Regions from separate parts of the Homo sapiens genome. Here regions 1 and 2 are each linked to region 3. Evidence: chromatin loops called from intact Hi-C (ENCODE). Cell type or tissue: dorsolateral prefrontal cortex. All regions are shown on one strand.

The links. A loop is a pair of places that touch in the nucleus more often than their neighbours do. Peaks named below come from ENCODE experiments on the same cell type or tissue, not always from the same donor. Only the 100,000 strongest peaks of a DNase experiment are listed, where the experiment ranks them.
Region 1: it touches region 3 in a loop (4-fold over the local background); 5 of 110 quality-filtered maps call a loop at or near these places.
Region 2: it touches region 3 in a loop (4-fold over the local background); 4 of 110 quality-filtered maps call a loop at or near these places.

Annotation. Positions count from the first base shown.
Region 1 is chr10:126,562,147-126,570,146 of GRCh38, reverse strand. All of the region lies in intron 2 of C10orf90 (chromosome 10 open reading frame 90), which reads left to right. Among named protein-coding and RNA genes, the nearest start is that of C10orf90, 100 kb to the left of the region's middle. In dorsolateral prefrontal cortex, no CTCF peak of the experiment used is centred here; DNase peaks (open chromatin) are centred at 4,336 and 4,446; H3K4me3 peaks cover 513 bases; H3K27ac peaks cover 7,237 bases.
Region 2 is chr10:126,666,342-126,674,341 of GRCh38, reverse strand. C10orf90 (chromosome 10 open reading frame 90) reads left to right here and starts at 3,649. Exons shown (of 10, transcript NM_001350921.2): 1 at 3,649-4,101. The coding sequence starts at 3,862. RefSeq lists a silencer at 1,401-1,623. In dorsolateral prefrontal cortex, no CTCF peak of the experiment used is centred here; DNase peaks (open chromatin) are centred at 561, 3,231 and 5,644; H3K4me3 peaks cover 5,127 bases; H3K27ac peaks cover 7,771 bases.
Region 3 is chr10:126,744,718-126,752,717 of GRCh38, reverse strand. No RefSeq gene overlaps it. Among named protein-coding and RNA genes, the nearest start is that of C10orf90, 78 kb to the right of the region's middle. In dorsolateral prefrontal cortex, CTCF peaks have their summits at 3,287 (motif pointing left) and 3,488 (motif pointing right); a DNase peak (open chromatin) is centred at 3,457; H3K27ac peaks cover 1,298 bases.

The sequences.
Region 1 (8,000 bases), 180 kb after region 3:
TGCAATTACGTGGGAGAATACGATCAGCGCAGAGCTCAGCATGCAGTGTAACACCAGCACCCGCAGAGCATTTTTGCTTTATTTAATTTTTAAAGAGACATTTCTTTTAGATTGCATGCTGTTGCCTCTGGTTCACAAGGATTACGATGAATCATTTAGTACCGTCACCATGGAATGTGCTGTGAAGTCACCAGCTAAAAAGCAGCATTGTTTTTCTTTTCTTTTCTTTTCTTTTTTAAGCTTGAAAGTGACACACAACCTGCTTTCTCCACAGTTCAGAAACACTTTAGGAGTTTTGGGGTCCCTTGTAAACTTTGTTACCCTGTGCCTTGGGTTGATTTTACTAGGGACAATCAGAAGAGCTATTTTCCATGTTTTGGTTGGCTATTCTTTTATAACACTGAGAGCCATTAGCATAGATTGGCCATAGACACCCAACAGGTTGTGCTGAGAGATAAGACTCCACACTTCCAGTAAATCCCATCTTGTTCTTTTCCCAAGACACACCCTCTTTCTGTTCACCCTGGCTTCTGCTTCTAATTTTTCGTTTTCTCATCTCTTTACAAAAATGTATTGCCAAGATACTTACTTGGTTTATACCCCAACTGTGGCCTGCCTGGGTTTGATGTATGTGATGATTATTTGTGGGTTCATATCAGACTGTAGAACCCTCAAAGGCAGGTCCAGTCTCTCTTGGTCTCTCTCTGCTTAGCATAAAGTGTTGGGGTGAGTTGGACCTTACAGGTTATAAGGAAGAGAGACTCACTCATGCTCCTCCCCATAAAGACAGTTTATTGTAAGGATCTGTGCTGCAATAAAGGAGGCAGGAATCTCGTGGGGCCCCAGAAAGAGCTGCATTTTTTCTATCAAATGTGGCACTAACAAGAGGTTCTCTTGGGACTCCAGAGCCCTCAGGAATCATAGACCAGTTCCTTCTCAAAGTGGCCACCCTGTGGCTACCCACCCCTGGCAGCCACGCTTGGAATTAGAGGCGGTGTCCTTGGTTCCCTGAAACCCCCCACTACTGCTCCCAGACTCTTTCTCCCTCCCTTCTTGAAGAGCCTGACTTGCATACCCTCCTGCCAGCTGACGTCACCCTGCACCCTGCCCCCGGGCTGCTGCCCCTGCTTTCACCCCAGCCCTGCCCCCAGCAGGGCTCTGGTGCCCATCTTCCTCTCCAGACCTCCTCCTGCCAGCCCGGCCTCATCCCTTGGCTGGGAGGTGCCCTAAACCTCCTTGTCTTCATTCCTGAACCGTCCTTAAGATCCTCATGCCCTAACCTCCTTGTCTTCACTCTTCAGCCCTCCTGGAGATCCTCCTGCCTTCTCAGGTGAACTCCTCTCCAGTTACACTGGGAAATGGCACTGTGAGCTGTGAGCCCCTTGGCTTCCCCACTCTGAGCCTCCTAAAGCACCTCTGTCTGGCTGTCTTTTCCCTCTATCTGGTGTAGGCAGAATGCTAAGATTCTGAACCCCTGGGTACAAGCCCTGCACAATCCCCATGCCTTATGTGTGGGTAGAACCCACGAATATGTGATAGGATATAATTCCCATGATTAGGTTACTTGTCATTTGAGGTTGAGTTAATCGAAAGAGATTATCAGGGTGTGTCTGACTAAACCAGTGAGCCCATGAAAAGGTCCTGCCCTTCCTGAGGTCAGGGATGTTCAGGATGAGGGATTCTGTGCTGGCTTTGAAGACGGAGGGGCTATATGGTGAGGACCTGAGGGAGACCCCTAGGAGCAGACAGCATTCTCTGGCCAGCAACAGCCAGTAAGGAAATAAGGACGGTGGTCCTACAACCACAAGGAATTGAATTCTGCCAGCAACAGAAAATGCTGGGAGGAGGATCCCAAGCTTCAGATGAGAACCAGCCCTGGCTAACGGGCTGATTCCAGCCTTGTGTGACTCTGGACACAGAGCCCGGTTGGGTCCGGCCTGACTTCTGAGCTAGGGACCTGTGAGTTATAAACATGTGCTATTCTGAGGGCTCCATTTGTGGTTTTTTGTTAGACAGCAGCAGAAAACTACTGCCTCCTCCCTCTGGCTGTGGAGATTTGCCCACCTTTTAGGTGGCCTAAGCTTAGGAAGTGGCCTAAGCTTAGGGAGTGGCCTAAGCTTCCACTTTGCTTCTATTCCATTTCCTCTCCTTTCCCAGAGGTTTTCTCCTTCTCTTTTCTCCCATTTCTTGTACAATAAACAATACCACTCATTTCTTCTCCTGGATTATTTCCATCAGCATACAAACCTGCCGCATCTTACAAATATCTTTCCCTAGTCACTCCTCCCTCTCAAGGTGCCACTCGAGGCTTCTTCTCCCTTGGAAACACTTCTCAGAGGGGGCACCATCCCCCATCCCTTGTCCCCCTTCTCCACCTGCTCCAGTCTGGCGTTTGCTCTAACAAGGTCCACAGTGACAACACCTCTGTGTCCCCACCTTGCTTGGCTTCCTAGCAGCACAGAATGCAGTCGAGTCTCGATCTTCTTCTGGCTCAAGGACACCCCTTTCTGTGGTCTCCTCCAGGTCACCTTCCAGGGCTTCCGACCCTGCTTTGCTGGTTACCCTCCTTCAGCCAACCCAGCTGTGGGTTTGCTCCTCTCTGAGCAAATCTCCCGGGGGTGGGGGAAGAGGGTCTCATGCCTCCCGATATGGTTTGGATCTATGTCCCTGCTCAAATCTCATGTCAAATTGTCATCTCCAGTGTTGGAGGAGGGGCCTGTTGGGAGGTGATTGGATCATGGGGTGGATTTCCCCTTTGCTGTTCTCATGATACTGAGTGAGTTTTTACAAGATCTGGTTGTTTGAAAGTGTGTAGCACCTTCCCCTTCATCCTTTTCCTCCTGCTCCAGCCAAGTGAAGACATGCCTGCTTGCCCTTCGCCTTTCACTATGAAGGAAAGTTTCCTGAGGCTTTCCCAGCCATGCTACCCCAGCCTGCAGAACCGTGAGCCAGTTAAACCTCTTTTCTTTGCAATTTACCCAGTCTTATGTATTTCTTTATAGCAATGCGAGAACAGACTAATACAATCCCCATGGCTGTAACTACTTCTTTATGACCAGGGCACCCAGCTGTGGCTCCCCGCAGGGTCCCCTCTGAGCTCCATGTTCACAGGCAATGGCCCACCCAGGGCCACCTTTGGTGGGTAATACGCCTCTCAGTATGGGTGTGTCTAAATGGAAATTTTCACTTCCTCTCCTCTTGCCCCCAAATCTTCTCCCTGGGCTTCCGGTCTCAGTAGGAAATCTAGAGGTCATTTTAAAGTCCCTCCCCCACCTGTCTTCCCGATGTGTGCTCCATCATCAAGTCCTGTGTGTCCTGCCTCCCAGATGTATCCTCTTAACTGGTCTCGCTGCCTCCGCTCTTGCCCCTCCCTGGTCCATCCTCCACTCAAAAGCAAAAGTGCTTTTCCTAAAAGGTCAGCACCTGTGGTCCTCCATGCCACTGCCCCACAGGCACCAGCTCCAGTCTCACTGTTCTCTTTCTGGTCCTCAACCTCAACCGACGTCCTTCCTGCTTCAAGGTGCCTGCCCAGGCTATTGCACCAGCCCTTGGAATACCCTTTGCCTTCTCTTTGCCGGTGGCTTCCTTCCTTCTCGCCTTTCAGGTGGCTCTTCAGGGAGCCTGGTCCTGTGCACTCCAGCAAGGCTGCCCCAGTATCCCTCATTGCAGCCCTTGTGTTTCCATTGTGGAACTCACTGAAACTGGCGGTAATTCTTGATGTTTTTCTTTCTTGTTCCCTGAAGGCCTATACTCTTCCTCTGAGTAAAGATTCAGTCCACTTTCTTCACTGTTTTATCTCCAGGACTTAGCACAGTGCCTGACACATAGGGGACCCTTAATGAATATTCGCTTACTTTGAAAACTAATAACATCACGTGTTGGCTTACTGTCTTTCAATCATAGCTACCTCCATTTGATCCATTCTATAACCCCATCTGTAAGTATCATGATCGTGAATGTTTAGAAGGTGAGGAGACCAAATTGGATCAGGTGAAATAATTTATCCAAGGTTATCCTTGCATAAATGCCAGGCTTTCTGGCTTCAGAGCCTGCCTGTCAGTCCTACACCTGGCTGGGCAATGAGCCCACTCACAGGACTATAGTGGAAAATTCATAACTAATGACAATAGGGTAGTCTGAAAATAGCCAGAGCTGCACACAGGAAAATGATCTTCTTTGTGAATATGGAAATGATAAGGGGACGTGGAGGAGCGCTATTTGGGCTAACCATCATGTCTTCAGTGGCCAGTAACATGCTGTTAGGTGCATTTGCTTGCATGTGCAGCACAGCATCTGAGAGGTGGTTCACTCAGTCTCAAAACAGCGGGTGGAGGATGCTGCGACCAGCATCTGGAGCTTTGAGAGAGGAATGTGGCCACTGGGCCACATCAAAGGCTGATGAGACTCTGCTCCCCTCCTGGATGGAGAGTTCTTGCATGGGGATGGCCTCTTTTCATCCTTTGTTTTCTGTTTCCAATTTGTTCAAACAACAAGGAGCTTTGAAGTTCCTTAAGCTACCACAAGTGCAGAGCCTGGACCGCAGAGTGCGAAGTTTCTCGTTTCACTGGAAACGTGCCAGTTTTCCAGATGCTAATAATGAAGGGCATTTTTAAAAAGCAGAGCTCGGTGTTCTACAAGTGCCTTGTTTTTAGGGAGGGTGACAGCAAATTGACTGATGCACAAGTTTGTGTGTGTGTGTGTGTGTGTGTATAATATATATAATATATATAATATATATTATATATAATATAATATATATAATATATATTATTATATAAAATAATATATATTATATATTATATATTATATATAATATAAATATATAATATATATAATATAATATATAATATAAATATATAATATATAATATAATATATAATATAAATATATAATATAATAAATATTATATTACATAATATGTAATATAAAAATTATATTACATAATATGTAATATAAATATTATATTACATAATATGTAATATAAATATTATATTACATATTTAATATTATATTTATATTATATATTATATAATATATATTTTATATATTATATAATATATATTTTATATATTATATATAATATATATTTTATATATTATATATTATATATTTTATATAATATATAATATATATTATATATATTATATATAATATATATTTTATATTTTATATATTATATATATTTTATATTTTATATATTATATATATTTTATATTTTATATATTATATATAATATATATTTTATATATTATATATAATATATTTTATATATTATATATAATATATATTTTATATAATATATAATATATATATAGAGAGAGAGAGTCTTATTCCTAAACTTGTAATTGAGTCATGCAAAGAGGTCTTCATTTCAGTCTTTAATTGGACGCCTTCAGGAGGGTGGGGATGAGTGAAGGACACTCAGTAGTCAGGCCACACATATGTAGGAGGCAGAGAGAAGGAAGCCCAAAGCCAGTCGTGTGTCTGGGTGGCTGTGGAGCAAGGCTGGCCACTTCCACATGAGATGGAGGAGGTTGCTATGGTTTCAATCTGGGAACTTCTCCAGGCTGCAAAAGGTGGGCCCTTTCTTTGCTGTTGAAGGCAAGGTTCACACTGGGTGGGCGCCAGGACACAAACTCCAGGGACTCGGGCTACATGCTGCTTGGATGAGACTATGGCCTCCTCTGAGAGCCAAGCTGTTTGTTCCTTGAAGGTTTGCAGGCTTGGCTGTTGGTTTGTGTTTGCAATGGAAGGAGGATGGCACCCACAGTGGGACTTTGCTGCTGCTGCCTTTGGGACCCAGGTTAGAGTCACCACTTCTAGACCCTCTTCTGTGCTCACCACAACCTGGTGGGCTGGGTCTCCATTCTTGATGTTCATCTGGATGGTTACAAAGCCCACAGAGACTAAAATGCTCAGCGTGGAGAGGAAAGTTGCTGCTGACATTTTGGCATATGCTTCTCCGGATTTCTTCCGAGCCTGCAGATCTACAGGGCCTGTGGTCTAGAGCCCTGTTCCTGGTCCATGTCTCCCCAAGCAGACAGATAGCGAGTGGGAGCCATTTGCAATGTCTGGAGACATTTGTGGTTTTCACACCTGGGGTGGGATGGGGACTACGGGCATCCAGTGGGTGGAGGCCACGGATGCTGCTAACTTCCCACAAGGCACAGGACAGCCCTCATGCAGAGACTGCTCTGGCCCCAGGGGTCAGCAGTGCTGAGATTGAGAACGCCTGTTCTCAGCTTCCGTGGTCATGGCCTTTACTCATCTGGCCCTGCACAGGACTGTGAGCCACTTGAAGGCAGGGCTGCTACTGGCTGATCCTCGGTCGGTGTTGGTTAATGAGTGCAGGATGTCCATCAGCTGCCGCCGCCAATTCCTCTGGCCTCAGGACCAAATAGTTTCACAGTGGGCAAATGAGCAAACGCTGGAGGCAGGATACCATGGGTTGTGTTCCTATGTTTAGTGCTCACAGATCCCTTTGCTGAGCAGGCAGACAGGATATTTGCTCATCATAGCCACCTCTATCACAGCCATCAATGTGGATTGGGCTCACGGCCACCAGGTGGTCCACACATTTTCACACAAATAATCCCCTTGAATCCTCACACAAACCCTCTAAGGATTTGACTGTGATTGTCCTTTTGTTATAGATAGAAAAACAGGCTCCAGAGGTCAGAGCCCTTCTTTCCCACGCTGCACACCCAGTGACCACAGGAGCTTTGCATGTGGCCATTTATGGCTCTGGTTAAACCCTGATCAAGCTAAGGCAGGGCTTGGCCTGGGCTGCCCAGGATCTATTTCACTGCATCTTGGGGGTAAAAGCTGGGGTCTCAAGGCTCATTCTGTCACAGGCCAGATGCGGTGTGAGGGTGGGGGTGGCAGGCGTGCGGTGGACGAGTGGCCCCTCTTTAGCCCCACGCTACTGCAGTGCCAATGAACTCCCCTCTTGGGGCCCAAGGCAGTGAGTGGACGTGCCCAGCATGTGCTGGTCACTTTAAACAACAACCAGCTGGAGTGCGGGTGGGGAATTTTGCCCCGAGTTGTAGCATTTGCCACTTTCTGTGGTGTAAATACTCCGGGGCTGGTTTCAAGTCATCAATGTGACATCATGTGCATGTGTGATGTCACCTGCACAGCCATGGAAAGCAATGTACGTGGGTCCCTCCGCCCAGCCCATGAGAGTGGGTGGCAGCATGCCACTGCCGGTGGCTGGGAGAAGTGAGTTCAGTCAGACACCCTTCCTCTGGGAATCTTGGTCTCTGCGCTGTGTGCGAGTGCAGCCTCAGGTTGGCAGATGGGGTTATGTGCATTTGGTAAATTGTGAAAGAAGGGGCTCGCCTGATGGTTTTACTGTCCTGGTTGGGGAGCTCTGGCAGGCTCTGCTCCCTGGATATTGCTGACTGTCAGGTGGGTTATAGGCCTCTTAGCAGCAGGCTATAGGAGAATTGTCTGTAACCACACAACTGGTGCCCATTAAAACTGATTGTGCCTTCAGAATCCAAAATAGTCCTATCCCAGGGAAGGGAGAGGAACTGCTCATTGAGCGTCTGCAGATTGCTCTGTGCCCGTTTGACAGGTGGGACAATCTGCATATCAGCAAGGTCACTTGGGCCACCCAGGGTGCCACAGGTAGCAATTAATGGAGACTGGATTTCCAGCTGGCTTGTCTGGGACTGTTCTGTCTCATGCTATCTGCAGGAATGAGGGATTCTGTTAAGAGGAATGTCTCATTGCCTGTGTGGTTAGCAGGTTCGTCTTGGTGAGGGAAGAAGGCAGAGTGTTGGTTGTGGATGTCCACTCTAGGGAGAGGCCCAGCCTTTGGACTTGGCTTCCATACAGTCTAAGGGAGGGCAGGGGGTAAGGGAGGGCAGGGGGTGGCTAGGCAAATCAGTTTGGATGTGGGAAGTTGGCAGATGCTAGCACGTGCACGCAGCAGTGAGATGAGGGCCGCATTCTCCCTCCATTAGGGACCCTCTGGGCCATGCTCATAGAGGTTC
Region 2 (8,000 bases), 78 kb after region 3:
GAAGAGTTCCCAGAAGAGCGGGACTCTTGGCAAACCAAAAAGCGTTCAGTGTCCTTGGCAATATGTGTGAATGTGGTGGCATGGTGGTGCCTAATACCACCATTCTTTTGTGACTGTAAATGTGACTGACTTTCTGTCCTTTGGATGAGAACTAGCTTAGTTTGTGCTTGTGTCTGGCACTTCTTCCTTCAGTTGTTTTTGCTAGCATCTAGCATTAAAAATCTATACTTGTATAGTTTTAAAAATATATACTTTATAAAACAGTTTCACACACAACAACCACCTAACGCAATGTTCACAGCTGTCTGCTCCGGGGATGCTAACTCTATTTCCCATTTGAGGAGATCAAGGCTGGCCACCTGCCCCAGTTCTGGGCAGCATTACATGGCAGAGGAAGTCTTGGAGATAGGGTCTTAGGATGGCCAGTTGAGTTCCAGCTTCTCCTTAACAATCTTCCTTCTTTGGTATTAAAATGATGTGTCTGGCAATTTAGAGTCTTTGCCCTTTGGGAGTGATGACAGCTGGTGTCTGTCAGGCAGGTGCCCGGTGCCAGGCTCTGTCCCAAGCCCTTTACTAGTGCCAGCTGCTTCAGTCTCCACAGCAGCCCATCAAAGAAGGCACTATTGTTATCCTCTTAAATGGATGGGGAAACTGAAGCAAGGGTAGTGTGTAGTTCGCCCAAGGCTGCAAGGCAAGCACTGTGAACATCAGCAGGAACCACGTTTTCTTACTTGGAGGCTGTGCTTCAAGAGGGCACAGTGGCTGGACTGTGGAGGTTGTGGCCCTGCTGGAGGGTGAGGAGCAACAGTTCTGAGGGCAGATGGAAGGACATCAGCTCATTCTTCTGCACCCAGCCCCACCTCAGTGACCCAGACAGGAAGGCCTTTCCCAGGGAGGGTGGAACTGCTCTCTGCTGAGCTGTGTCTGCACATGGTCAAAATTGACACACTCTAGAACCCAGGGGTGTCAGAGAAGCTAGGGGGCTTGTGGTTAAAGGGAACTTAAGCCAGAAGGGAGGAGTCTTGTCCACAATCACCTGCTAGTTTGTCTTAGGGCCTAGGTGCAAACCCATCTCCAATTGTCCATCCAGTGCTCTTTCCAGCCCTTGGACCTCTCAGTCAAGGTTCTCTCCCTCTGGGCCTCAATTTTCTCCTCCATATAATGAGGAATTCAATCTGACAATCCCAAGTCTTCTGTCCATCCCTATTGACCAAGAATCCCAGAGACCTGCCTAAGGCCACATTACTGCTTCCTCTTGTTGGCCATACTGGCCAGTTAAGATCCAGCCACCAGCTGTGGTCAAGGGAGAGAGAAAACTCACCCATAGCCTTAATGATCTTTGGAATCTCCATAATCACCACAGGCTGGCTGTGCTTGTGACAAGTGCTCACACTAGCAGTCAGCCAACCATCAGCAAACCTCTCCATGCTGGTCTCGGAGTAGCTGATGACCAGTCCTGGTCTCGGGGTAGCTGATGACCAGTCCTGGTCTCGGGGTAGCTGATGACCAGTCCTGGTCTCGGGGTAGCTGATGACCAGTCCTGTTCTCGGGGTAGCTGATGACCAGTCCTGGTCTCGGGGTAGCTGATGACCAGTCCTGGTCTCGGGGTAGCTGATGACCAGTCCTGGTCTCGGGGTAGCTGATGACCAGTCCTGGTCTCGGGGTAGCTGATGACCAGTCCTGGTCTCGGGGTAGCTGATGACCAGTCCTGGTCTCGGGGTAGCTGATGACCAGTCCTGGTCTCGGGGTAGCTGATGACCAGTCCTGGTCTCGGGGTAGCTGATGACCAGTCCTGGTCTCGGGGTAGCTGATGACCAGTCCTGGTCTCGGGGTAGCTGATGACCAGTCCTGGTCTCGGGGTAGCTGATGACCAGTCCTGGTCTCGGGGTAGCTGATGACCAGTCCTGCTGGCCTCAGCATTGTCCAAGGTCCTTTAATGTGTGTAGTGGTGGAAGAAAAGACTTTATTATTTGTTATCTGCCTTGCGGGGTCTCCTGGACAGGAGCAGATAGACACAAATGGGAGCTGGTTTAAATGGCGTTTTTGGGGACACAGGGAATGACCTTCCCTGTGCCCAAACATGAAGCAGATCCCCTCTTTCCTTGGTGTCCCTGTTCAATTTTCATGTTTTTATTGCTCAAATGTCTCCCATGGCTTTCTTTATCACATTGCTTCCAAATCCAAGATGGCGCTCCATGGTGTAGCTCCCTGGGAGTTTCCAGCATGACTGTCAGGTTTGAGTCAGCCATGGATGCCATCAGTTGGGTGTTGACACTCTCTTTGACATCCTTGGGAGAGCCCCAGGCAGACCCGGGCTGTGTTCTGTTTAAGGAACCATGAACTCCACTTCACTGTGTGATCTTGAGCCAGCATTTAGTCTCTGTAGGTCTTCTACTTTAACACTCAAATGAGAATGTTGGCCTAAATGATCTCTAAAGTCTTTTCTGTCTCCTCCTTCATTGTAGTTCCCATCTTCAATACTTCCATTGCTCCGAAGGTGGAAGTTCAGCATTTTAGCCCCCAAGTCCTAGCCCTGCTGAGTGTGACATGCAAAGCTTCGACCCACAGCAGGAAGTCTCACAGTTCTGGGCTAGGACTGCAGCTCTGTTTTCAGGAAAGTTATCTGGAGGCTCTTCTTCCTTTAGCCTCTCCCATGGCTTTCAATGTGGGGCAGGTGAGTTAATTATTCAAGGGGGTGTCTCTGCCAAGAGAAAGTCACCTGTGGAGAAGAGTTCTGTGTCTGGACTTGGAGCACAGCCACGATGCTGTCATCTGCTTCCTCTTGGCACACACCCTTGATCCAAGGCTTGCCATTTTCACTTCTAAATTACTAGGTTAATAGAAATGGCATCAAAACATTAAATAAAGTGAGGCATATACCATGGATCTGCAATTCTAATTGACTTGAAATTTAGAATCTGATAATTATTAGCATTGTGTTAATCTCCGTTATCATATGTGTAGCGAACACTGTGCAAAATAATTTGGGTAGAGAACGCGCAACTGTACTTTCAAAATGATGCCTAACGTGACTCTATTCTGTGTTGTTGTTTCACTGTTTTGCTCACCAGATCCTAACAATAACCCTGTGAGTGGCAGATGGGGTATTTTCCTTCCAGTCTTCCTCCTGGTAAACTGAGACTCAGGGTGGTGAGGGAACTTCCCATGGTTGACCCAGGACCAGAGCCCCCTTCTAGGCGAGTGGACTCCACCCCCAGCCCCCACGTGATGCGCTGTTTTTCCGATGCCCTCTTGCAGCTGTTGCTGCTTCTGCGCTGGGAGTTCTCTTTTTCACTTGAATGTTTTCTTCTCCAGGGCTGAGGACGCTCTTTGTATTGGTAGGCAGCCTGCACTTGTTCCTTTCAGTCCTGGCAAGTAAAAGCAGGAATTCTAAAAAGCAACGATTATTCCTCCTAGTTCCTTTGTACAGAGCCCTGTAAATAATTTATTTGGATTTGAGGGGGTAGAGACTGACAAACATATTGAATCTCTCAGTAACTGGGTGAATTCTGTGTTCAAAACTTCAATGCAGTGGAAAGAGAAATACTTCTTTGAAATCAGAGAAGACTTTGAGTGACCCGAGAGCTCAGGCGTGAGGCTGGAAACAGACCACAACAAGAAGTTTTTTTTTTTTTTTTTTTTTTTTTGGCACGTAAAGGTCACCCCTGAGGTTCCCACATCCACATCCTTCACAAATGTAGCTGGGATATTGAGACAACTAGCTCTGGAGTTGGAAAACACTGGGACAGGTCCGAGCTGGGGCACTGCCCAAGTCCCTCCTGTTGCACTCAATACCTGGGTTAAACAAAGAAAATTGTGTTTGCCAGTCTCACTAGCTAAAGTCACAAGATACTGAGTCTCATGCAGCACTCTGGAATTCCTACAAAAACTCATCCGCAGGGGTATGCTGCCCGCTACACAGAAACGGCCGTGCATCGGACTTTCCAGATAAAAACATTTAGTACAGAGTTGAAAAACCATGTGATGGTCATGGATTTTGTGAAGAGTAACTGGTTTCCCTCCCAGAGAAGAGCCAAAGTTTGTATCATCCATATGTGTCAAGGCTTGAAGACGGCTGAGCAGACAGCCAGCAGATATGAGGTATGGCTGAGCCTGGGTGGGTGAGTGGGTACACGCTTGACTCAGAGAGAGATGGACGTGTTGCTCATCAGACAGTTCAGGTGTTTTATCTGGTCTAATAAATTAATCATTTGTGTTTGTAGACTTCCCTAAGGGATTTGGAAAAGCCTTCTTCATTTCTGAATTTATTTTAGTTTTTGAAATATGGGGGAGGGGGAAAGTATATCGGATGAAGTTAATTTACGATGACACATGTCTGCATTTACAAACTTTATTGGTGCTCCAAAGACTACTGAGTTGGGTAATTTGTATCCATGTTTAGAAACTACAGCATGTTTCTGTGAGTTAAATATTCTTAGCTCTGTATGTTTGCAATCACCTGTCTTTAAAAGCAAATTCCTACTTGTTTCCTGTTGCGTTTTGTAGGAGAATATGTATGACGTGCCTTCATCGAGTTAAAATAGAATGATTCAAGTTAGGCCAGTAAGAATGATCTTTTATTTTTGAGAGCAAGCTCTAATTTTCAAGCAGAGACAACTTTGTAAAAAAAAAAAAAAAGACAGAGAGTGAGAGAACTTTGGAGATTTAAAATGTCAAAGTGAGATAAACACATTACTCTGAAACATATTTGTATTCTGCAACTAGTATCAGCCACAAGCAGTTATCTTTTCAGAAAGTAAACACGCATGAAATCTGATCGGCTGTTTATTGTACATGGAATAAATTATGAACGACATTGTAATTGACTCCCATATAGCTCATTTACCCATCTCTTTTGATAGATGTAACATGCAAATTGCTAATGCCTTATGAAAAGGTAACCTTTCTGAATATTGATGCTGTTATTAGGAAAGCCTTCCCATGAATACTGGCAAATACGCCAGGTCTTTGTTCCCCAGGCTGGGCAGAAGGAAGCCAGCACAGTGTGGAAGGAACAGGTTTTTCAAGGTTCAAGGCTGGCTTCTTCCAGTTCCAGCCCTGGGAGTGTGAATTTCCATGTTCACAACAGAGATGTAAAGGCCACAGAAATAATGGTGCTAATTAAATTCAGTAATAGTTGTTCATTACTTCATTGCCCAATCAACTGGAGCAAAAGGTGTGCAATTAGAATATAATTGAAAGAAATCAGAGATGTCATTATTCACAAGTAATTAATCAGATGGGGACAGAATTTTATCATTGCATAATTTTCACTGAGGTTATTTTCCAGTCCTCCAGAGAGAGAAAAACTTGTTGAATTACATTATTATGCATTGTTCATAGCTTCATTTTAAACCCTATGTAGCAAATGGTAGATCTGGCATTCTCGTTTTCTTCGTATATAAAACTTCACTGATTCCTATAGCCACACTGATTAAAACAATATGAAAAAAGTACACCTTTTTAGGAGGTTACAAAAAACTTCAAATATATGACAGTCACAGCTACATTTTTTTCAGGGCCCAATACGCTGCTACTATTGACAGCCAACAACCGAGCCACTAATGTTAAAATGAATGCCAGATCCAAGCCCCCACCCACAATCAGTCTGATGGGCTGGATGGGCCTCACTGTGTCCATGACTCCCCAAGTTGTCCAGGAAGGGCCTGCCTCCTCAGCTCTAGGGCGGGCCAAGTTTGAAAACCATCAGATGGGATTTGCACCCCCTGTCCCTCTGAACTTCAAGGTCTGCTCTTGACTTTTGGTAGCAAACATTTCCGATTTTAAAATATTCCTCATCCATTAAACTATTCTTCATGTTATTCCTACCATGACATCTCAGCATTATTTAGATTAGGAAATTTAGGAAGAAGGAAACTTCCTTGCTCAATTTCCCAAGCTGAACTGCTGAGAGACCCCAATTAGCACTTCTGGGTTCTGCCTTTGGACTTGGCCCAGTGACTCCTTCTCTTCTATCAGCTCCAAGGCCATTGGTTAACCTGCCCTGGGCTTTGACCACAAAGTACTCAATGGGCTGACAAATGAGCAGGGTCTCTGGGATGAACTCTCAATGCACAAAGGTGCTAGATTAAAGAAACTGGCTGGTTATCTGGCAAAAGTGAGTTTTGGAGATTTTATTTCTGTAAAAACCTTATGGATTTCAAGTTCTTCCCATGAGGTCCTGCAAATCTGCTTGATTTTAGTGTAAAACCTACAGACTCAAATTTTTCCAAAACCATGGTCTTAGTCCTGAGCTGTCTTAATGGTTGGAGAAGCCACCTCTCACCAGCTGAACTGCAGCCCAGGGATGATCCAGCCACACGCATACCTTTACATAGACTTCCTTCTGATAGGAACAAGGAGCAGAGCCTGCTGCACTGAAAGTTACCAGGATTGGGAGCAGGTGGTGGTGAGGGGTGCTGAAGGTCCCTGGGTTCATATTTTCAAAGACTTGATGTCTGCACACTCTAAAAATGCCCCAAACTCTGAGAAATACAGTTTGTTAAGGGCATGTCTCCCCCTGCGTATGTTTTTGATGAATTTCAGACATCAATGTAGCCATAACTGGAGGATGGGATGAGCCTATATTGGAGCTCTGCCTTCTGTCCGCATGGCAAGCAGGGACACTTTCTGAGACTCTCTATGCAGCAGAGCTTGCGTGGTTTTGCCAGCTTGGGAAGGGAAACCTCATAGAATTCAGTGATGTGCTCATATCTCCTATGGTGTGAATGTAAGTGAGCATCTCCTGATTGATTGTGGAGACCTTTCTGATGGTAGGTGCAGGCTGAGATGCATCAGCTAAGGCTCACCCATCTGTCCTCTGACAGGCGACAGTTTCTAATGCCTTTAATCACTAAATGAGCCAAAGAAAGATTTTGTATTTGGAAATCACTATTTGGCCATGCCTCCTGATATTTTTCAAAATCTCCATCATCATTTCCATCTCCTTTTTCTATTCATTCTTTTAAAAAATTGGGTTTAGTCAGCTGGGTGTGGTGGCTCACGCCTGTAATCCCAGCACTTTGGGAGGCTGAGGTGGGTGGATCACGAGGTCAGGAGATCAAGACCATCCTGGCTAACACAGTGAAACCCTGTGTCTACTAAAAATACAAAAAATTAGCTGGGTGTGGTGGCAGGTGCCTGTAGTCCCAGCTACTCGGGAGGCTGAGGCAGGAGAATGGCATGAATCTGGGAGGCAGAGCTTGCAATGAGCCGAGATTGTGCCACTGCACTCCAGCCTGGGCGACAGAGCAACACTCTGTTTCCAAAGCAAAACAAAACAAAACAAACAAAAAAAAATTGGGTTTAGCCAGTAGTGCTGAATTCTGGCTGAGTAGAATCATAGTGAACTTTTTTTTTTTTGAGACAGGGTCTCACTCTGTCGCCCAGGCTGGAGTGCAGTGGCACGATCTTGGCTCACTGCAACCTCCGCCTCCCGGGTTCAAATGATTCTCCTGCCTCAGCCTCCTGAGTAGCTGGGATTACAAGCACCCGCCACCATGCCCGGCTAATTTTTTTTGTACTTTTAGTAGAGATGGGGTTTTACCATATTGGCCAGGCTGGTCTCGAACTCCTGACCTCATGATCCGCCCGCCTTGATCTCCCAAAGTGCTGGGATTACAGGTGTGAGCCACCGTGCCTGGCCTCATAGTGAACTTTTTAAAGAACTGCATATGCCTCTGGTGCAGCCATGGCCATTGTGACTCAGTGGGCCCAGAGCAGCGTGAAGGCATTGGCAATGACAAACAAGGAAGAACACTTACCAGGTGACTCCTTTCATCTCCCACACCCCTCCTCGTGCTCATGCTTTCCTCTACCTTCTTGAGCTGCTTTAAGGTCCTTGTCTCCTCATTTTATCAGCATCTGTTATTTCTGCATCATTTCTAGTGATTGATTTTCCTCCTGATTATGGGTCATGCTTCTTTGCACACTAGGTAATTTTAAAATTGAATTTTGGATATTGTGAATCTTACATTGTTTGGTGTTTGATTTTGTTAAGT
Region 3 (8,000 bases):
GATATTACAACTGAAAGCACTGAAATACAAAAGATTATTCAAGGATACTGTGAACACCTTTATGTACATAAACTAGAAAACCTAGAAGGGATGTATAAATTTCTGGAAAAATACAACCCTCCTAGCTTAAATCAGGAATTAGATAACCTGAACAGACAATAACAAGAAGTGAGATTGAAATGGTAATTAAAAAATTACTAAGAAGAAGTCCAGGACCAGACAGATTCACAGCAGAATTCTACCAGACATTCAAAGAAGAATTGGTACCAATCCTTTTGACAATATTCCACCAGGTAGAGAAAGAAGGAACCCTCCCTAACTCATTATCTGAAGCCAACATCACCCTAATACCAAAACCAGGAAAGGACATAACCAAAAAAGAAAACTACAGACTGATATCCTTGGTGAACATAGATGCTAAAATCCTTGACAAAATACTAGCTAACTGAATCCAACAACATATCAAAAAGATAATCCACCATGATCAAGTGGGTTTCAAGCCAGGGATGCAGGGATGGTTTAACATATGCAAGTCAGTAAATGTGGTACACCACATAAACAGAATTAAAAACAAAAATTACATGATTATCTCAATAGATGAAGAAAAAGCACTTGACAAAAACCTGAATCCATTTATGATGAAAACTCTCAGCAAAATCGGCATACAAGGGACATACCTTAATGTAATAAAAGCCATCTGTGACAAACCCACAGCCAACATAATACTGAACGGGGAAGAGTTGAAAGCATTTTCTTTGAAAACTGGAACAAGACAAGGATGACCACTCTCACCACTCCTCTTTAACACAGTACTGGAAGTCATAGCCAGAGCAGTCAGACAAGAGAAATAAATAAAGGGCATCCAAATAGGTAAAGAGGAAGTCAAACTGTCACTCTCTGCTGATGATATGATCATTTACCTTGAAAACCCTAAAGACTCCTCCAGAAAGCTCCTAGAACTGATAAAAGAATTCAGCAAAGTTTCTGGATATAAGATTAACATACACAAATTAATAGCTCTTCTGTACACCAACAGTGACCAAGTGGAGAATCTAATCAAGAACACAACCCCTTTTACAATAGCTGCAAAAATAAATAAATAAATAAATAAATAAATACTTAGTAATATACCTAACGAAGTAGTCAAAAGACCTCTACAAAGAAAACTGCAAAACACTGATGAAAAAAATCATAGATGACACAAACAAATGGAAACACATCCCACGCTCATGGATGGGTAGAATCAATATTGTGAAAATACCATACTGCCAAAAGCAATCTACAAATTCAGTACAATCCCCATCAAAATATCACCATCATCTTCACAGAATTAGAAAAAACAATTCTAAATTCATGTGGAACCAAAAAAGAGCCTGCATAGCCAAAGCAAGACTAAGCAAAAAGAACAAATCTGGAGGCATCACACTACCTGATTTCAAACTGTACTATAAGGTCATAGTCACCAAAACAGCATGGTACTTGTATAAAAATAGGCACATAGACCAATGGAACAGAATAGGGAACCCCAAAATCAGCTCAAATACTTATAGCCAACTGATCTTTGACAAAGCAAACAAAAACATAAAGTGGGGAAAGGACACCATTTTCAACAAATGGTGCTGGGATAATTGGCTAGCCACATGTAGGAGAATGAAACTGGATCCTCATACAAAAATCAACTCAAGATGGATTAAGGACTTAAACCTATGACCTGAAACTGTAAAAATTCTAAAGATAACATTGGAAAAACCCTTCTAGACATTGGCTTAAGCAAGGATTTCATGATCAGGAACCCAAAAGCAAAAGCAATAAAAACAAAGATAAATAGCTGGGACCTAATTAAACTAAAGAACTTTTGCACAGCAAAAGGAACAGTCAGCAGAGTAAACAGACAACCCACAGAGTGGGGGAAAATCTTCTCAGTAAGAAAAAAAAAATCCCATCCAAAAGTGGACTAAGGACATGAAGAGACAATTCTCAAAAGAAGATGTAGAAATGGCCAACAAACATGAAAAAATGCCCAACATCACTAATGATCAGGGAAATGCAAATCAAAACCATCAGGCGACACTGCCTTACTCCTGCAAGAATGGCCATAATCAAAAAATAAAAAAAACAGCGGATGTTGGCATAGATGCGGTGATCAGGGAACACTTCTACACTGCCGGTGGGAATGTAAACTAGTACAGCTACTATGGAAAACAGTGTGGAGATTCCTTAAAGAGCTACCCTTTAATCCAGGAATGCCACTACTGGGTATCTACCCAGAAGAAAAGAAGTCATTATACGAAAAAGATACTTGCACACACATGTTTATAGCAGCCCAATTCACAATTGTAAAATCGTGGAACCAACCGAAATGCCCATCAATCAACAAATGGATAAAGAAACTGTATGTATGTATGTGTGTGTGTATATATATATATATATATGATGGAATACTACTCAGCCATAAAAAGGGACAAATTAACAGCATTTGCAGTGACCTGGATGAGATTGGAGACTATTATTCTAAGTGAAGTAATTCAGGAATGGAGAACCAAACATTGTATGTTCTCACTGATATGTGGGAGCTGAGCTATGAGGACGCAAAGGTATAGGAATGATACAATGGACTTTGGGGACCTGGGGGGAAGAGTGAGGGGGGGTGAGGGATAAAATAATACAAATGTGGTGCAGTGTGTACTACTTGGGTGATAGGTGGACCAAAATCTCACAAATCACCACTAAAGAACTTACTCATGTAACCAAGTATACCACCTGTGCCCCAATAACTTATGGAAAAATAAAACAATAATAATAATGATAAATTCTACAAAAAAGGAATAGAACACAGGGCACTGAATTGCAGCCCACTCTCAGCCACACTTGCCACTTGACAACCACCTGTTCTCTGCTAGACCCTGCCATGAGCCATTACGCAGATTGTCTTGTTTGTTTGGATAATGACCTCTTGAGGTAGGATTTCTTCCCTCCCATTTCACAGATGAAGAAACGGATTTGCAGACTGTAGAATGTAAATTACTTGTCCTCTGTCACTCAACCAGCAAGTGGCTGAGCTGGGCCCCACATCCAGCTTCTTTGACTTCCAAGCCCATGTTCTTCCACCAGGCAGTGCTGTCTTTCTTCTTGGCTGGGCATTTCTCCATATTGTTTCAGCAGGTCTGGAGAGGAGGTTATCAGAACTCTGTAGAGCCTCTTGCCTGGATGGTTGGTTGCCATTTTTCAGCACAACCCACAGGAGCTAGACCTGCACCTACTGGCCTGTTCTGCCATACTTTTTAAGGTTGATTGCTTCACTGTCAATTTCAGACTCTCTTCCTCAGGCCCTGTGAGGTTCACCCAGCACATACAGTCTTGTGGGCCTCCCCACTCCCCAAGCCACCCAGCCATGGGATGCTCTGAACAGAGCCGCCTTGTTCTTCCATGGGGCAGGTAGGAGGAGCGTACAATTGCGCAGCGCAGGAAAAAGCAGCTACCACCAGAGGGCACTGTGCCCCTTACATGGTTGGTACCTAGAGGACAAATGGCCCTATCCACTTACTCAGCAGAAGAAGGTGATTCTCTGAGATTTACATTCTCTTTTGGCCCAGACACTGCCTTATGAGGATGAATCACAGTGACTGCTGCATGTTATAGAATCCTTATGTGCTCTGCTGGCATATTGCAGTTGAAAGAAAACGAGCCACTTTAAGGCATTTCCCCTTCCATCTAACAGTGATGGATGAGGATCGCTGGGGCTGCCTTTTCCCAAAGCACAAATGAATTCACTTGCTCTCTTTAGAACCCACCGTTCAATTGATTCCGACACTAAAATATAGTAAGTAGTGTCAGAGAAAGGTCAGCAGATTGCTTGGAATTGCAGGCAAAATCCTATACCTCCTGGTCCTTGTTGATTTTAGTTAAATACAGTATTCATGTGCCAGTCAGCAGCTCAATCAACTAGAAGGGGAGCTGTGGCTCTGGATGGGGAAAGCCAAGGATTTCATTATGTAATGGAAACTGCTTTTATCCCTAGTATCAAGCGGCCCAGATGTAACTGGCTTTAAATTCTTCTGACCTAGTAGACACTCTGATGTTGAAAAATATAAAGTAATGTCAACATTCTGGAAGGGAAAACATGAGATGGATATTGGGCCAATTCTTTTACAGTTTGGTCCATTGGTTTTGATATGCTGTGCATGGGCAGCCACCTTGAGAGAGTGAATGCTGTGGTAGAGGCAGGACCCAGCGTGACTGCAACTGGCTGAAGATGTGTCACTGTCCATCCACGACAGAAGTCCAGGCTGCTGGGGCAGCACTCCACAAATCCTGCTGTTCGACTCTTGCTGTGCTCTGGTCTGCAGGTGGGGAATGGCTCTGGTCAGAGCCTCCTTGCCATGTGGATTTGGTCCCTACTTTCCTGTGAAAATCCTTCTTCCTTCCGGGCCTCAGTTTCCCCATCTGTAAAAGACTGAGTGGACTCTGTGGCTGAGCCCCTCCATTGCAGGCTGCTCCCAGGCTCCTGGGGCTGGTTCTCAGACATTGGCCTAATAAATACCCACTTCCATGACTCACCTGGGTTCCAGCCAAGCTGCTGCCTGGCAGCATGGAATGACCCTTCCCCATAGAAATCTGCATTTTAATAGGGGATTGGGGATTTAAAAAAATTATAAAATCAGAACATTCTAATAAAAAAATGAAAGTATACTACTTTACCACCCATCTTGCTATTAACTACATTCTCCGGGGATAATCTCTATTTTTCTAGAAGTTTTTCTATGCATAGAAACTTACATATATTATATTGGGCACATACTCTTTTAATTTTTTAACAAAGTTGTCTATTTACTAACAATAATGGTCTTCTCCTGATGATACCATAGGGGTACCCTTCCCAGTAAGAACAGAGAGTTACCTCATTCATTTTGATTGTGGCACAGAGTTCCCTAGCATGGCCGTATCTTAATTAATTGGTCAATTTTTACTGGTTGACTTTTAGGAGGTCTCCAATGTTTCACCTTTACTATCAAGGCTGTGTGAACAACCTCTCCAAATATCTTGGAATGCATGGAGTTGCTGGATGGAAAGGCATGTGCATTTAACTGTTATGAGGTTACCAAACAGGTTTCAGTTTATTTCCTTTTTTTTTTTTAAAGACGGAGTTTCACTCTGTCACTGAGGCTGGAGTGCAGTGGCATGATCTCAGCTCACTGCAATCTCTACCTCTCAAGTTCAAGGGATTCTCCTGCCTCAGCCTCCCAAGTAGCTGGGATTATAGGCGCCCACCACCATGCCCGGCTAATTTTTGTATTTTTAGTAGAGATGGGGTTTCACCGTGTTGGCCAGGCTGGTCTCAAACTCCTGACCTCAAGTGATCCACCTGCCTCAGCCTCCCAAAGTGCTGGGATTACAGATGTGAGCCACCGAGCCCGGCATATTAATTAACATGTCAATAAAAACCATTCATAGAACACCTGCTAAAGGCCACGCGGTGTTAAGTCCTGGGCGTGCAGAAGTTATGGAGACAGACTGTGTCCTCAGCGCAGTGAAATACGCTGCTGGGGAGAAAAGACAGCCATCCTCGAAAAGGTTGCGGGGTGTAGACCTGGGAAGGCTCACAGACCCTGCAACAGGTGATGAGACCCCATTTACTAGAGGAAGAGGCTGAGTTACAGGGAAGTCAAGGAGTTGGTTTTCCACCTGGAGCCAGGCCTTCTGCTTCGTGCTCATTCCCTCGTGCCATGGTGGGGTCCTATGGGGAAGTTAGTTGACCATCTCTGCAGATGTCCTCAGAAGCACTGCCTTGGTTGGGAGCTACTTCTAAAGTCTGGTCCTCAGGCTGGCTCATCCACCGGGCTGTTCCAGGTACCAGGAAGCCCAAAGAGACAGGGCAGTGATCCTCCGTCTCCTTTTAATCCTCCCTCCCTCTGATTCCAGTCTTGGTGGAGGTCCTAAGGTGGCTTTGGGCGCATTCTGTTGCTCAGAAACATTTGTTTTACATCGCACCATCCATCTTCTGCTGTAGACCTCTTCTCTTGGAAATCGTAATTCAACGGCACACTCTCTAAGGGTACCTGTCAACTGGTACAGCCCATTCCTCTTGCTGTGTGTGTGGTGTTCATCCAGACTTCCTTCCTCTCCGGTATGAGCTTGTTGATGCACTCACCTGTTCTAAGGGTGCTGCTAAAGATGGCGTTTATCTCATTGCTGCTGAAAGCTTTTCCAGTGCGGGGCCAAGCAGAGCATTGACTAGACCTCCTACTGTCTGCCTTGATGGAAGCAAAGGATCACTGGGTTATGCCTTACAGCTCATGGTGCACAAGAACTACCCAGGGAGGCCAGTGTCAAATAGACTCAGTGCATAAATGCTGGCTGGCCAGAGACTAAGCAGGTCTAATCAGGAGGCCATCTTTTACGAACAGGTGAGCAGTTGTTGGCCTTAGGATGGGGCCTCCAGGCTCAGCTCCAGGTTGACTCTCCTCTGAGGAGAATTGATCATCATAGGACAGATTCCAGGCCACTCACATCAAAACCTCCCAGGACAGCTTGTTAAAAATGCAGATTCCTGGGCCCTACTCACAGGGCTTCTGGTTTAGGTGGGTCTGCGGCAGAGTCTAGAAATCTGTATCTTTACTGACATCTTGAGTCATTCTTACGATGGGTGGGATTGGGTGGAAGTGTCCCATACTTCAAGAATCACTGCCTTGTCCTGAGCTAACAACTGACCGGGGGCTGCTTGCGACCTGCTGACACATTTTTTGTTCTTCACTTGTGCCAAAGAACATGATAAAATTTGAATTAGTTGGCAATCTTTAAACACCAGGATTTCTTTTTTTTTTTTCTGGACACAGAAAGTGGATGGAGGAGTGGAAATTGACTTAGAGCAAAAGAAGCTGCAGCCTAATGTGCCTATGGAGGGCAGGCTTGGGAGACACAGCCAAAGTGCCCTGCAGAAAGCCCTGACAGGCACAGCACCAGGAGGCCCTAGGATGTGAGGGGCAGGAGGTGGAAGAGTGGCAAGTGGGATTGGTGGGAAGCCGATACTGGCACCATTGGTCCCCTAGACAGCTAGAAAGTGCATTCTCTAAAGGTATTAAAATGGAGAGCATTGGACTTCAGAAGGCAGAGTCGAGGTGCAGGATTAAACATGGGGGTTCAATGGAAGTTTGCATCTTGAACCTGGGACCCCCAGCTCCTACCCCCAACTCTGCCTCTGGAATGTTGCAGCTAGACTGTGTCCCCCAGGTAGGACCCTGGAAGATTCTACCCTAGGGAAATGGAAAGGGCTCTGGCTTGATCACCTGGGGTGAAGCCCACCAGTCAACAGAGACAACTCATAAGCGTGAAGGTCCATTCAGCCTTTTAGGACCTTCCTCTCGTATATGAATAAACAGCCAGGGATGGCCAGAACTTTGAGGTAGAAATTCTCCGCTAAGAAAGAGAGAACAAAACAAATAAATAGAAGAAAGGAACCTTGAGGAGATGTGACTGTAGAAATCAGAAGACAATGTCAACAAAAGTCAACTTGCTGTTCTCAAAGACAGAATATGCTGCATCCAGAAACCAAGAGCAACATGTGAATGGAAAAGAAATGACTGGAAATAGAATGAGCTCTTGGAGATGGAAAGTATAATAGCCATCAATGAAATCAGTGGAAATCAAATAGGGAATGAAGGGCCTGGAAATATCTCAGGAAGTAGAAAAATAATAAAAAAGAAATGAAAACTATGAAAGCATGGGAGTAGGGGAGGAAGAATCCAGGAGTCCAGTATCTGCCTAATAAGAATGACAAGAAATAAGAAGAGACAAAATAGAGGGAGGAAGCTATCAAAGATAATTCAAGAGGGGCACAAACCACTGTGCTAGAAGGCCCAGCTGGAACAAAGAATGAGATGATAGTATCAATGGTCACAAAATCAAATGCTCATTTATTGCTGACCACATGTCAAGCACTGTTCTAAGGGCTTTGATGTATTATCTCATTAATGTGCACAACCACTTTACACAAAGGGCATTTA